Linked DNA regions of Mus musculus: region 2 is linked to region 1. A link is a contact called in ENCODE Hi-C or POLR2A ChIA-PET data. All regions are on one chromosome and are shown on one strand. Each heading gives the region's core, a stretch centred on a gene start or an enhancer-like site at or near the end of the contact. The rest is flanking DNA. Distances are from core to core; before and after follow the strand shown.

Evidence for each region. Hi-C counts contacts between places; a loop is a spot of excess contacts on that map. ChIA-PET counts read pairs that join two places held with the same protein, here RNA polymerase II (POLR2A).
Region 2: a loop to region 1 is called in a map of left cerebral cortex, with 9 times the contacts of the local background. The contact joins the enhancer-like site here to the promoter of Adssl1 in region 1. A Hi-C loop is called at or near these places in 3 of 37 maps with a recorded cell type or tissue (left cerebral cortex and v-Abl transformed pro-B cells). POLR2A ChIA-PET finds 5 or more read pairs at or near these places in 3 of 5 experiments (Patski and embryonic stem cell).

Annotation. Positions count from the first base shown.
Region 1 is chr12:112,616,211-112,623,495 of GRCm38, forward strand. It overlaps Adssl1 (adenylosuccinate synthetase like 1), which reads left to right and starts at 3,837. Exons shown (of 13, transcript NM_007421.2): 1 at 3,837-4,100. The coding sequence starts at 3,909.
Region 2 is chr12:112,572,114-112,579,508 of GRCm38, forward strand. No RefSeq gene overlaps it. Among named protein-coding and RNA genes, the nearest start is that of Inf2, 13 kb to the right of the region's middle. Within about 2 kb of position 4,863, at least 2 of the 3 ENCODE cell types and tissues checked have a DNase peak (open chromatin) inside an H3K27ac peak, as active enhancers do; they include left cerebral cortex, where a contact is called at or near this core.

The DNA of each region.
Region 1 (7,285 bases), core at 2,587-5,086:
CCCTGAAAACTGCTGTCTGTCTGCCCTTCAGCCTTTAGCCAGGGTAGTATCCCTAAATACTATCCAGGGACCCTGTCCCCAGACTCCCAGGAAGTCCAGTGTCTTAGGGTTTTTATTCCTGCACAAATACCGTGACCAAGGAGCAAGTTGGGGAGGAAAGGGTTTATTCAGCTTACACTTCCACGTTGCTGTTCATCACCAAAGGAAGTCAGGACTGGAACACAAGCAGGTCAGGGAGCAGGAGCTGATGCAGAGGCCATGGAGGGATGTTACTTACTGGCTTGCTTCCCCTGGCTTGCTCAGCCTGCTCTCTTATAGAACCTAGGACTGCCAGCCCAGGGATGGCACCACCCACAATGGGCCCTCCTCCTCTTGATCACTAATTGAGAAAACGCCTTACAGTTGGATCTCACAGAGGCATTTCCTCAAGGGAGGCTCCTTTCTCTGTGATAACTCCAGCTTGTGTCAAGTTGACACACAAAACCAGCCAGTACATGCAGTCACTCCTGGGCCTGGGATCAGTGCTGGCCTCGGCTTACTTCTCAGTCAGTCAGCCGCAGCCTCCTTTCTCTGTGTAAACAGAGACTCAGCCACTCCCCAAGCATCTGCCGACGACGGTTCTCAAGCCCTGGGGAGGTGGTGGTGGGAAGGAGATGGGAACTAAGACCAGACAGGGGCAAGTGGCAGATGGCTCCACACTGTCATGGTGTGATGGCTAATTTGCATTGTGGGAACCTCACCCCGCACTCTGCAAACCTCTTCTGCCAGTCAAATGGCCGTGTGATGGCCAGCAACTATGATCAAAAAGGCTAAAGAGATGGCTCAGCGGTTCAGCACACCGGTTGCTCTTGCAGAGGACCCAGGTTGTATTCCCAGCACCCACATGGCAGATGGCAGCCATGCATAACTCCAGTCCTAAGGAGCCTGATGTCTTCTTCTGGCTTCTGTGAGCAACAAGAATGCATGCAGTCAAAACACGCATACACACACAAAAAAATTTCAAATTCATGATCCAGGTTTTCCACTACCGAAGAATCCCCTCGTACTCACAAGCATCTACTGTTCTGGCCCTAGCCCCACCATCTGGCTTTCTCTGGGTTTGCCCGTTCCAAGCATGCCATATAAATAGAGGTATTGAAACTGTGGCTGGCTGCTTCCGGTTGTTCTTGAGAGCCGTGGGGCAGCACTTCGCAGCTCACGGCTGAGTCACAGTGTGTCACCGGCTGGAGTGAGTTCCTTTTTCCCATTCAACAGCTTCTGTGTGGGGGACTCCATCTGAGGGTGTGTGAATGGTGCTAAGGGCGGGATAGGCCTGGTGTGAACCATTTATATCTCTGCCGTACACACCTAACCTGGGCTGCAGGCTGGGAGTAACTATAACTTTTTAAAAGACTTTCCCAAAGCTGCTACCTTATTCCCACCAGGGATACTTTTAATTTTTTTTAACTACTGGTGCGGGAGTGTGTTTGCCACCGCATTCATGTGGGGATCAGAGGACAACTTCTGAGAATTGTCCTCTCCTTCTGTGTGGACCCAGTGGAAGGGTGGCAAGTGCCTTTTACTATAAACAGTCTTGCTGGTTCCTTGGGCGATTGCTTCTGCAGCCTAGCTCTGTCAGCTCCATCTTCACACTCTGGAGTTCCCAGGTATTGAGTTGTGAACGGTCTGCACCTGGGGTGGAATGCCTACCTATCTCATCAGGCAAACCTGCAAGGTCAGCACTTCACCTGCCTGGGGAGGACGGAGAGCACTGCCTCCCCAGCCTTCCTCCCCATTGCTTTCTGGAAGTCGGCCTCGTGGCTAACAGACCTGGGAAAACCCAGCCCAGTGGCAGCTATGAAGCCCCTGGAACCTCCTTGCAAAGGCTCATGGGTGCCAGATCATGTGCATTGTCTGTGTGGCGGTGTCTCTTGATAACCCAGAGGGAACCATAGGTGGCGCTGTGCCTGCGTGCCCTCCCTCTAAGCCTATGCAAAGCTTAGCAGAAGTCACTTGTCTGAGGTCACACAGCTGCAAAGCCAGACTCCCCCCAAACTTAGCAGCTGCTACACTGCCCACCATCCCGGGCTGGGCTCACTGAGGGGGTGGGGGTGCTAATTCCGGCTGAGCCTTGTGACTGGCAGGGTCCCAGCTGTTGAGCCTGAGTGAAGCTGTTTTTAGAAAAGCCCTCCCCGTTCTATGTGGGCCCTTGGCTATTTATAGTCTCAGGCTTAGAAGCCTCAGTGCCCAGGACCCGTCTAAGCCCCCATAGTAGGTCCCTCTGAACCCTAAATACCTCTCACCAAGAACCCCTGGTTCCCCCCAGGAAAGGGAGCCAGGATTCCTTTCAGGCTTGCAGCAACACCTCCCAAGGGGACAAGGGCAAGCATTAAAGTGACCTGACCAAAGTGACATTCAACACTGGCATTCTTAAAGCATAATCTTTCTCACCTGGAGAAAAAGTTCATTGACCTGTGTAACATTCTGCCAGCCTCTCTCCTCCCTCAGTCCTCAGAAGCTGCTGTGCCCCCTACCCTTCCTCCTGTGACAACCCCCCCCATATTCTCCTGTTTACCCCTTGTCTCCGTTCCTGCATCAGCCTTCTCTGCCTGCTTTGCCTTCTGAGCACACCTTCCTGAAAGACCTTATCAGGGATTTCTGCCTGTCCCAGCCACTGCTCAGGAGATCTTGGCCTGAACCACTAACTCTAGATGCCACGTCTACTCGCTTGCCCCCTCCCCACTGTGGCACTGAGTGAGGTAGAGAAGGATATTGTAATCTGCACACAAAGACTGTAAGGCTCTTCTAAGAAGTAGTGTCCAGATCCGAGGCCCTGACTGCTTCAGCCATAGCAACTGAAGAGAGTGTCTATGTCCCTATGTGAAACAGAAGACACAGACCACCATGACCTGCACAGCCAGGGAGGGTAGCAGCAGTGTGGCTGAGGCTGACTGGGAATAGCCTCTCTTCCCCAAGCTGGGGGAGGGGGGGTGTCAGTCCCCCAGAGGGTGTGTCTAGTCTCACTGGTCTTGTGACAGTCCTGCGAACTGCCCCCAGGACAACTAGGAGCCTGACTGCTCTGTGAACCTGTCCCAGGGGTCAGTTAGCACACCCTGGAAGGACACGCACCAGTGGGGGGCTGGGGGGAGCATGCCACACAGGCCTCCCAGCCTCAGGACTTTCCCTTGTCCCTGTTTCCAGTCTGGACTGAGTGGCAGAAACCATCGACCCCGAGGTCTCTTGGAAAGTTGAATCCTCCTCTGCTCCTGTGTCCCTCAAGTTGCTCTGACCCCGAGCGGATGTGGGTACTTCATCTTACACTTGGCGCTGGGCTAGTAGCTAGCTACAGCCACCCAAGAGCTGCATATCCTGGGCCAGCAGGGGTGACTATGTGGCCTGGTGGAGAGAGATCGTCTTAGTTAAGGTGACTTTCTGGGCGGCTCTCAGGAGAACCGTTCCTGGTCCTGGACTCGAGGTTCAAGACGGGAAAACAGGTGATCCCGCAGGCAGATCCTCCAGATTAACGGCAAAGAAACATCTGTGGTTCTGCTTTTGTTAACCGCTCTCTTGCCCCGGAAAAAGCAGCCTCCTCCGCTGTTTGTGCAACCCCAAACCCTAGTCCTAGCAGGCCAGTGGGCAGGGGTAGAGTCCGGGTCGTGCAGCACTGGCACCTCTCACGTCCTAGGGTGTTCTGAGTCATCTGCTTGCCCAAGTCGTGTCGGGGCGTCTAGCACCCTAAGTGCGCGCCATCTGCAGCGACAGCGGCAGGGACAGGGAGCTGTGGCCGCAGGTCACCGAGGTGCGTCACCGCGTGCGCAGGACCCGCCCCCGGCCCGCCCCCCTCTCTAGGCGTCCGCATTTAATGGAGCGAGAGCTCTGGCGGCGGCGGGCTCTCGCTTGGCCCAGAGCAGCAGAGGAGCTAAGCCAGCATGTCCGGGACCCGAGCCTCCAACGACCGGCCCCCCGGCACAGGCGGAGTCAAGAGGGGGCGGCTGCAGCAGGAGGCGGCGGCGACAGGCTCCCGCGTGACCGTGGTGCTGGGCGCGCAGTGGGGGGACGAGGGCAAAGGCAAGGTGGTGGACCTGCTGGCCACGGACGCCGACATCGTCAGTCGCTGCCAGGTGCGGGCCAGGCGCCGAGTCCCTCCCTAACCTGCCCAGCGAGCCTCTCCCCTTCCCCGGGATCCGGACGAACCCCTTCCTCCTGTGCCCTGAGTGGGTCACAGCCTTTTGGATTCCTCCCTCCCAGGAGTACCTTCCCCACTGCCTAAGTCCTCCTTCCCACACACACCCTCTCACACAAAGCTCTTGGCCTCCCACCACCCACCCACCTCCTCCCCAGGGCAATGGCAGGAGCCCGAGCTAAAAATATAAGTCGCTGAGTTGAGGACATGGGATCCTCAGGGGTAGGGCGTTCCAGGGCGGTGATGGTGGGCCCTCCAGTGGGGAAAGCCCCAACGGGGTGGGTCGAGGTACCCTAAGATGCAGCAAAGGGTGAGAGCTGCTTTCTGAGAAGGGGGGTGTCCTCGGCGAGTCAGCCAGGCAGAGACAGGATGAAGATAGGTTTCTAACCTAGAGGAACGCAGGGTCAGGAGCCTAAAGCAGAGTTCAAAGGGGTCTGGCTGACATGGAGAAAGGAGGAGTCACAGATTTCCCGGGCAGGGTGTGACCCGGTGGCTGGTAGTGCTCAGAGAAGGCCAGAGACAGTCTTTGTGCCCTTGGCCAGCTGCAAAGTGCTCTGAGCACCCACATTTGTTCTGACTGACTCTGGACAGCGGGTGGGTACTCTCCTAGGGCTAGCTGCCTGCTCTCCTTAAGTCTCTGTGGTGTTGAGCTGCAGCTAACAGCCACACTGCCTCTGCGGTGCCATCCTCAGCACAGAGGGCTCGGTTTGAGGGAAGATACTCTGTGATACTGGGTTTGGAGCCACACTTATGGCTGCTGACCCAAATGAAGGTGGGAACACCTGCTGGAGTTCTGTCTCCCTGGTTCTGTGGCTTTCTTGCTGAGTTCCCGAGGACTCCTAGGAGGCCTCCGGAGGCATAGCTTGGTTCCCTGGGCCACATTTGCCCAGCTGGGGATGAGGATTTCTGGAAACTCTCTTAAGAATGAGGAGCTACCCTGCTCTCTCACCCTGTTCACCCCTCTCCCTTGAAGTCTCTAGGTCCTAAGGACAGACCTTGGGCCTCCTAAGCCCTACACCTTGCATGCATTGTCCAGCTATGTGTATGTAACTGGGATTTACTCCCAGCGGTCTGGAGTCCTGCTCTCCAGCGACCCAGCACCAAAGCCCCCACCCTTCCTCAGAGCCGTTTGCTCCTGTGGCGCCTACAGTCTTTCCACACAACTTGCTGGGTTTGGTCAGCACTGTCAGGGGTGAGCCTCGATGGTCCCAGGCTCCGTCTCCTTCTGCGGACACAGTTCTGGGTGAAGATGAGCTATCCCTGCTCTATGCCCAAGTCACCATGACAGATCCAGATCCCCATTTCTTGACAGGACATTCAAGGATCAGCACAGGGTCACAGTCACCCACTCAGAGGGGCTATCTCTCCCACCACCTGACCTCCCCAGCAGACCCAAACAGGTGTTCCCCTGAGGAATATGAGAATAGAGACATGTTTCTCTTCCAGTCTCTCGTGAACTAGCAAGTCAGGAGCCTCCCACAGAGCTCCTCTACAGGTTGGGAAACTGAGGCTCAGAAAAGTTGAAGAACCAAACTAACTGTTCCTTTGAGTCCCTTGAAGCCTTTATCATAAGCCAAGAGACCTGTCCTCTTTCCCCCCACTTCATGGACAAGGCAGAAGAGTCAGCCTTCCATCAAGCCCTCTGGAAATCAACTCCAGTCCTTTCCCTGAGTGCCCAGCCCCTGAGTCATTGCAAGCACTTGGTGACTACTCTGGTTTCCTGCACTTGTCCTTCCCCTTGGCGGGGACCTCTTTGCTTGCCTGTGGCCTCCCATATCTTCCCTGATCTTATGTGCCTATGGCCAGCCCTGTGTGATCAGAGGCTGGCAGGGTGGGGGGCTAGGTAAGTTGCCTCTGGCTTTGAATGGGTGCACGAACCAAATGAAGGCTCCAGAGGCCAAGCCCAAAGCCGTGCCAAAGGGCTGGCAAACACAAGAATGCAAATCAAGTGTCCCCCCTCTCCCCCAGTAAGTTCGCTACCTAAAAATGCTGTATAGCCAGCTAGGCTACCCGTTCCTTGGGCTTCTGGAGGGTGAGCTGTCCTACCACCTAACCCTTTGAGCCAATGGAGCCATCCTCCAGATCTGGCTTCCACACTTTTCCATGTCCACAGACACTTGTTGCTGGTCTCCACTACCCTGGGCTCTGACTCTGCCCAGCCCTGCCAGGTACCCTCATTTCTTGCTTTGCTACCTTGATTAATAGAGGGTGTATGGGTCAGAATGTAATGCTGAGTCCCTAGGAGCACCCCCAGCCAGCATCTCTGGCCTGGAGTCCAGCCTGCATTCTTCTTTCTCCCGGTGTCCCTGCTCTGATTCGGTCCATGCCCCACCCCTCCTGACACACAGTCAGTCTTCCTCTACCCTGCATCTCTGAGGCTGCTGGGGGCTGCATTGTCTTCCTCTCTGGTTCCTCTACTAAATCCACTCCTCACTCACCTCCAGGCAAGTCTTCCTGACCTCCTGCTCAGGGTCTCTCTTCCTCTCCCTTGGAGCCCCAGGCACCTCTGCCGAGGCTTCCACTTTCTGAGTCCTCCATGTTTCCTCCTCGGCCGCCTGACTGTCCAGCTGTGTCCAGATGTTCCTTCAGATGGGTCTGACGTACCTGTTACCTGAAGGGCATGCTGGCCACTATCTTCTCATGCATTCCATTGCTACTCTAGGCTCTCCCTTCTATGCCCACAGTAATCTTTCTCTGGGGCTGCTGTCGAGCTGAGCCTTGTGGAAGAGCTGGCCCCCAGGCAGTAGTAAATAGCCAGGGCTGTGACCACAAGGCTTCTCTAGTAGAGTGGCAAGTGGCACACTTAGAGCTGAGGTTCCATGCTGGGACCCTCCATGCAGTCTGCAGGCCCTCTGGCACTTTCCTCAAGGGATCATAATGGGAAACACGTGACCTTGGACCCCAGGCTGCTCAGGCAGCCTCTGGCGGGTGAGAGGAGCCACAGCCTTGTGCTGGGAATGTCTGGAGCTGATTCTAAAACCAGGTCTTCCTGTTCCTGCCCTTGTTGATGGCTTTGATGGCCAAGCAGTGTCTCCGGGACAGGACTCCAAGGGTCACATAGCCACACATCACCTTGGGAAGGATCTTTATATTCCTGCCCAGACCTGTTTCTCCCTATAAGGA
Region 2 (7,395 bases), core at 3,613-6,112, 43 kb before region 1:
AGGGGAGGTGTAGGCCTCCTGGCATCCCAGCACTGAAGAGGGGATCCCTGGGGCAAGCTGGATGCCTAGACTAGATCATATTGGCAAGCTCCAGGTTCAGCAAGAGAACCTGCCTCACTAAATAGTAAAGGACGGTCAAAGAAGACAGCCAGTGTCAACTTTGAGCCTCTACACACCCACGTACACATGTGCACCATGCCCACTTAAACACTTTTTTTAAAAAATTGCCTACACAGAGAATATATGTATGACTTCCTAGAGATGTGTCAAACAAGGGTGCTAAAAACAAGAAAGAAGGGGGCTGGAAAAGTGGCTCAGGAGTTAAGAGAACCTACTGCTCTTAGGGAGAACCGGAGTTCAGATCTCAGCACCCAGTGAGTGGCTCACAACTGCCTGTAGCTCCAGCTCCACAGCACCTTCTTTCTCCGACATGGACACGGACACACACACACACACACTCACTCATACACACACACATACACACAAACACACACACTCACATACACACACACACACACACATACACACACACACACACACACTCATTCACTCACTCACACACACACATACACACACACACACACTCACTCACACACACACACATACACACAAACACACACACTCACATACATACACACACTCACACATACACACACACACACACACACTCACTCACACACACATACACACAAACACACACACTCACATACACACACACACACACACATACACACACACACACACTCATTCACTCACTCACACACACACATACACACACACACACACACTCACTCACTCACACACACACACATACACCACACAAACACACACACTCACATACATACACACACTCACACATACACACACACACACACACACACACACACACACATTTTTTTTTTTCTGAGACAGGATTTTGCTATGTGATCCTGGCTGTCCTGGAACTCATTATACAGACCAGGCTGGCCTCAAACTCAGAGATCCACCTGCCTCTGCCTCCCAAGTGCTGGGATTAAAGGCACGTGCCACTATGCCCAGTTTATATACTCATACTACATTCTTTTACATGGGGGCTGAGGTTGCAGCTCAGTTAGTAAAGAGTTTGCCTAGCGTGCAAAAAGCCCTGGGGTCAATCCCCAGGACTGCGTAAACTGGGTATGATGGTACTCATACCCAGCACTCGGAGGGCATGGGAGGAAAATCAGGAGTTCGAGGCCGTCATCCTCAGCTACACAGTGAAGTTAAGACCAGCCCAGGATACAGAAGACTCTGTCTCAAAAGACAAAACAAGGGGGCTGAAGAGATGGCTCAGTGGTTAAGAGCACTGACTGCTCTTCCAAAGGTCCTGAGTTCAATTCCCAGCACCCACATGGTGGCTCACAACCATCTGTAATGGAATATGATGCCCTCTTCTGGTGTGTCTGAAGACAGCGATAGTATAGACATATATATTAAATAAATGAATATTTAAAAAAGAAAAAAGAAAAGACAAGACAAGATGCTGGGGAGGTGATACAGTGGATACAGTGGATACAGTGGCTAAGAGTTACTCTTGCAGAGGGCCTGAGATTGGTTCCCAGCACCCAGCTCGGGTGTTTCACAACCACCTGTAACTGTAGCTCCAGGGCCTCTGCTACTCTTTTTGGCCTCTGCAGGCACTTGTACTCATGTGCACATACCCACACACTGATAGACACAAATACACAGGATCTTAAAACAATAACATAGACAAATCCTTTAAAATAGATAAATGTATAGGGGCTGGAGAGATGGCTCGGCAGTTAAGAGTATTGGCTGCTCTTTCAGAGGACCCAGGTTCAGTTCCCAGCACCCACATGGCAGCTCACACAGTCTACAACCCCAGTCCCAGGGGATCCGACACCCTCTCATAGACGTGTACAGGCAAAACAGCAATGCCTATACAATAAACAAATAATGGAAGAGCTCTCCTTGCTGAAGCCCAGGACCCTGGCAATCCTGTCCTGCTCCTACTCTCAGCTCCTCCCAAGTCCCGAGAACAGCACTCACACAAGAAAATCTTTAAAAGGAGAGAAACAAACCTGCTCATAGATTTTACTTACATTTAAACTTTCCTTGAAGCCTAAGCCTTGCGTTGCTTTAGACATGGTTGCACATGGCATTCTTTGAGAAATGGGACTTAATCCACAGGCTCGGTTACGGCCCTGGATCTCTCTCTCTCTGCAGGCTTCCATGCCTTGGGGTTGTGTGCTGCTGTTTCCTATGTACCGCTCCATTTACATACTTAATAAACCCTCGAGCTTAGCTTCCCTGCACCTTGCCCTGAAGTTCTGTGCTGAAGCCAAGGATCTATCGCCTCCTGTGTGGGTGTCCCTCAGGGGACAGAGCTGTTGGTGGCTGTGTGGGGCTGTCTCCTGGCTGCTGTTGACAGAGCCCATGTCTCTGTTTCTGGTAAGATGTGTATCTGGAATCCTGCAGTTCCCTCCACTTAAATGCAAATGAGCTGTGACCCGACGTTTTCTTCCCACGCACACCGCATTTCTGCAGTTTCTCTGTGTCCATTGCGTGCAGTCCTCTACTCTCTCAGGAATAAGGTTTGGCAGTTTACCTACTGTTATTTCTTACCGGACTGAGCAGATGTTAAAAGAACCTTTAGAACTTCTTTGTTAATGCTTTCCATACTCACAAGTGTTTCCAATCAATCAGGTATTTTATTTTATTTTATTTTATTTTATTTTTGTTTGTTTGTTTGTTTGTTTTTGAGACAGAGTCTCTTTACTATATACTCCTGGCTATCCTGGAACTCACTCTTTAGACAAGGCTGCCCTCAGACTCACAGAGATCCACCTGCCTCTGCCTCCCAATTGCTGAGATTAAAGGCGTTCACCACCACACCCAGCTTGGTTTTTTTCTAAATACTAAAGCTGGAAGGTAAAGAGATGGCTCAGTGGTTAAGAATGTTAGCCGTTCTTCCAGAGGACCCAGATTTGATTCCCAGCACTGCATGGCAGCTCACAACTGTCTGTAACCTCAATCCAGGGGATCCAATGTCGACTCCTGGCCTCCATGGGCACCGGACATACATGTGGTGTACAGATACACACACAGTAAAACAATCATACACATAAAAAAAAAACTAACAATAAATTAAAAATAAATAAATAAAGCTATTCTTTTGTGTTCCTGGCTTGCTCGTCATTAGCTGAGTAGCTTTGAGCAAATGCATTTAGGGACTGGAGAGATGGCTCAGTGGTTAAGGTACCGGCTGCTCTTAATGTAGATGTAGAGTCTACATGACTGACTGGAGTCTACATGATGTAGGATCTCTGTGAGTTTGAAGTCAGCCTGATCTGCATACCAACTTCCAAGACAGTGAGACCTCGAAGAAGAGGAAGGAGGAGAAGAAGGGGAAGAAGAAGGGGAGGGGGAGGGGGAGGAGGAGGAGGAGGAGGAGGAGGAGGCCAATGAAGTACTTTACTGATAGAACTATCAGGAAGGCAGACAGCTACAATATGAGGCAACCTTTGTTAAAGGTTTCAAAGGCTCTCTGATGGCATGCTTAACTTTCAGGTTGGTGGCTGTTAATATATTCCAAAAGTTTTTCCTGGTAGTCACAAGGGTTTTAGGCAAGATATAGAGGTGGGCAATAAAAGGCTACTGAGGGAAATAAAGATAGCCCAAGATAATTTGCTTGTGGAACAGCACATTCCAGTTTTCTGCAATCCTGAAGTTCCAGCCAGTCACCCCTGTGTCAACTTCAACACCGACGTTATCTGGCAGCTTCGGTTCATAATATGAAGCCCAAGTCGGCTTCCAGCTCATGCCAGTGCCAGGACCTCAGCCTCCCATGTGCTGGGATTATACCAGCTCCACGCTCCTGGCTTAGATTGATCTTAACCACTAACTGTAAGAACGATTTTTACGCAGACAAGGCTGTGTTTATGGTTGCAGGTGTGCTAGAGGAGGAAGAGCCAGAAGAACACCTTGCCCCACTCTCAAGATTACAGTCAGAAAGACCCTGCCCTTTCCACTCTGTGGAAAGACCTGTCTGTACCCCCACAGGATGGGGCTCCAGTCTGCAGAGACAGAGGCATTGTCTGGCCCCAGGGACTTTGAGACAAGCGGACCTTTAAGGAAGGAGGATGGCTGGTGTTTCAGGGGAGGGTGACACACTGAATGTATTGAGGTCAGGAGGATCATGGAGATTCTAGACACCTTGGGCAAGAGAGAACCCCCGGGGCAGTCCCCAGAATCCCTTAGGTAGAATCCTGGGATTTCCCTGCACAGAATCAGGAGCCCTGCCTCTTGGCTTAGGTTGGGGTGAGATATAGGAGCCAGATGGGGAGCTTCAGTGGGGAAAACATCTTATCCTGCAGCTAGAGAGCTTCCTGGCTCTCCCAGATCCTCCCCTTCTCCCCCGCCCTCTGCCTTCTCTTCCTGGGGAGACAGCTGGTGGAAACTCCTCTTCCTTCATTTTCCGGAGGGAGCGTGACTCAGCCAGGCAGTTTCTCCTCAGCCCCCAGACCAGCCTGTCTCCACCCCCACGCCCTCCCCCAGCTGGCTCTCTTCCCTCGGGGCTCCCCAGAACTGGCCCCTCAACAATTCTATGCGTGAAGCCCCCTGACAGTCCCTTCCAGGACCTCAGCCTGGGAGGGAGAGGGCACCTGAGCAGCCACCTAGGGAGCCTCCAGCCCTCCTGTTGGGTTCCTTGAAGTGTGCAGTGGAGCCTCAGATGACCACCCTGCTCCAGAGCTGAGTAAAAAAGAGCAGTTAGGCAGGCAAGGCTCAGGGAGGAGGAGGAGGTTCCTGAAAGCACAAGGACACTGGAAAACACTGGGAGTGTAAAACCCCGGGAGTGTTCAGAAGCAGGAGGTGTGGCCAGTGTGGAATGCTGAGGGGAGAGGCAGACCAGGCCTTGATCCCAGCCGGGAACTGAGAACCTTCCTCACCCTTCATCCCACCCACAAAGTCCTAGAAAACAGCTGCAGAAACCGGCCTGTGGTCAAGTCCCTTCCCTAGACACAGAGCTGGAGGTGGCAGGAGCCCAGCCTCAGGTACCCAGCCCAGGTACCCAACCCAGGTACCCAGCCCAACTTTGTGAAGTCTACCTGTGGCAGGCCTGTGCCAAGGCCCTGCCCAGAGGCCCTGATAAGAGGCCTTCCGCCTGGAAGCACTTAGAAGCCCAGTTGGATCTAGGTTGCCACCCTGGTTTTGAGCTGTGGCCCCTTCTCATGCCACGTGCCCAAGGAAGTTCCCCCAACAGCTACACTTGAGGCTTGTATTCAGCTGGGCACACTCAAGTCATATCAACTTCAAAGTCTCCTCCCTGACAGCCATACCAGCCTCAGTTTCCCCATTTGTAGTCAGGAATAATAAGCTGCCCTGCTGTCCTGACTGCTGAGAGGACCTGATGTCTGTGCCACCAAAGCCCTGTTCAGTGATAAGCAGATGTGGATCTACCTTTGAGCCAGCCCAGCTACCGAGTTCACCTCTCCATGGAGAGCTGGCCACATCTGCTGGGCAGAGCCACTCCTGAGACCCAGTGCCTGCTACTGCAAGCTGAAGACCTGCTACAAGCAGGGCAGGAGGAGGGAGTCCCCACTCCTGCTCTGGACTTGAGCAGTTAGCCCATGGCTGGGTAAATGAGAATGGACTACAAAGCCAGGTGTGCTGTGTCTTCTGGGTCTGTCTTTTCAGAACCAGGCCTGACAAGGGCTGCAGGGGAGTAAGTCACTCCCAGGGACCTCAGCCATTCTGAACATGCTCCCAGGGTCATAGGCTGAGCAGAGAGAGCTGGGACCCTGAGGGAAGACAACATAGGAGATAACACTGCAACCCTTAGCTCAGTGAGCTGACCACAGTGCCTGCCCCTAGCATGCCCAGAGTTCCCTTCAAGCTTAGTGGGCCCATGCTCCCTTTATTACACCAGTTGGGAATCAGACACACACACACACACACACACACACACACACACACACACACACACACACACACATACACACATACACATGCCCGCCATTCCCCCTCCAGTTGTGCTAACACACACACACACACACACACACACACACACACACACACACACACACCCGCCATTCCCCCTCCAGTTGTGCTAAGATTCAAGCTTGCTCACACCTAGCGATCTGCTATTTCTCAGCTGCCCAGCCCTGCTTTCTGCCTGTCTGTCTGTCCGTCTTCAGCCTCTCACCAGCAGGCCATCACACAGGGCCTTTCCCCTGCTTTTGGGATGAATCCCCCTTTCCCACTGATTCAGCCCTTGGCTTGTGCCTTCCCTGAGCCACATCTGAAAGTTCCAACCACCCCAACCACTAGACTTCAGCCACGTCCTTGGCTGGGCTCCTGATCACTTCTCCTGTCTCTACTTGGTCTAGGCATCTTGCCCATTCTCCTTGCCACAGCTGGGCAGAGCCTGCAGGACTTGACACATATCTCCAGGTGGCTCCCCAGCAGCCTCTGGAGGCTAGAAGCTGACTTTCTATCATCCTGACCCACGGCCTAAGAGACCATAGCTCCCAGCATCGTAGGTACCTGCCTGGGGCCAAGTATCTTGTCAGGAACAGAGAGAAGGCCTAGACCTTTGGGCACACAAACAACAGAGCACTTCCTGCCTCTGAGAATCCCCTAGGCCAAGCTCTGGGGAAGGAGCTTTTGCAGCCCAGCACACAGTGGTGTCTCAGTGGTCAGTTGGTGCCTGCCCTCCCCAACTCCATGATCCAGTGAGCCACAAGTATGGCTGCAACAACAGGGAGGGGAGGTGGGAGATGACTCAACCCTGAGTCATCAACTTCCAGAAAAGGAGACAGCCATCCACTCACCAACACATGAAGGGCCATCAACTCAGCTGAGTTGGTGCAGTATGCACTTGTGTGTCCTGTCCCTGTCCCTGTCCCTCCCCCGCCCCTCAACTGTATGGGGCTGGACAGACCAGACGCAAGCCCAAGAAGCAAAGCAAAGGACAGTGAGGAGGGGTAACTGCATCGAAGGCTTACTCCTTGGCCTCACTGACTACAGACCACCCAGCAGGCCTCCTGCCAAGGACACTCAACAATGCTTGAGACAGGAAAGAGGAGACATGAAAAGGGAAAGGGCCCCTGGCTTAAATTCTGATCCTCACCATTTATGGTCTAGCACACAGGAATTTTGATATAATTGAGCAGTCCACCTACAACAGACCAGCCCTGTCCTTTGAGAAACATTACAGATCATTAAGGTGGCCAAGGAACTAGTCCTCGAGTCCAGCCTCCTCCTGTCCTGCTAAGCAGGGTCTCTTTCACCAAGGTTTTGTCTCTCCTGGCACCCCCTCCTCCCGTCTCAAGAAGATCTCCTTAAGGGCAGAATTCTGTGCAGAGGAAAGGACCAGAGCCTTCAGGGTGGCTCTGTAGGGAAGGCCACTTGCTG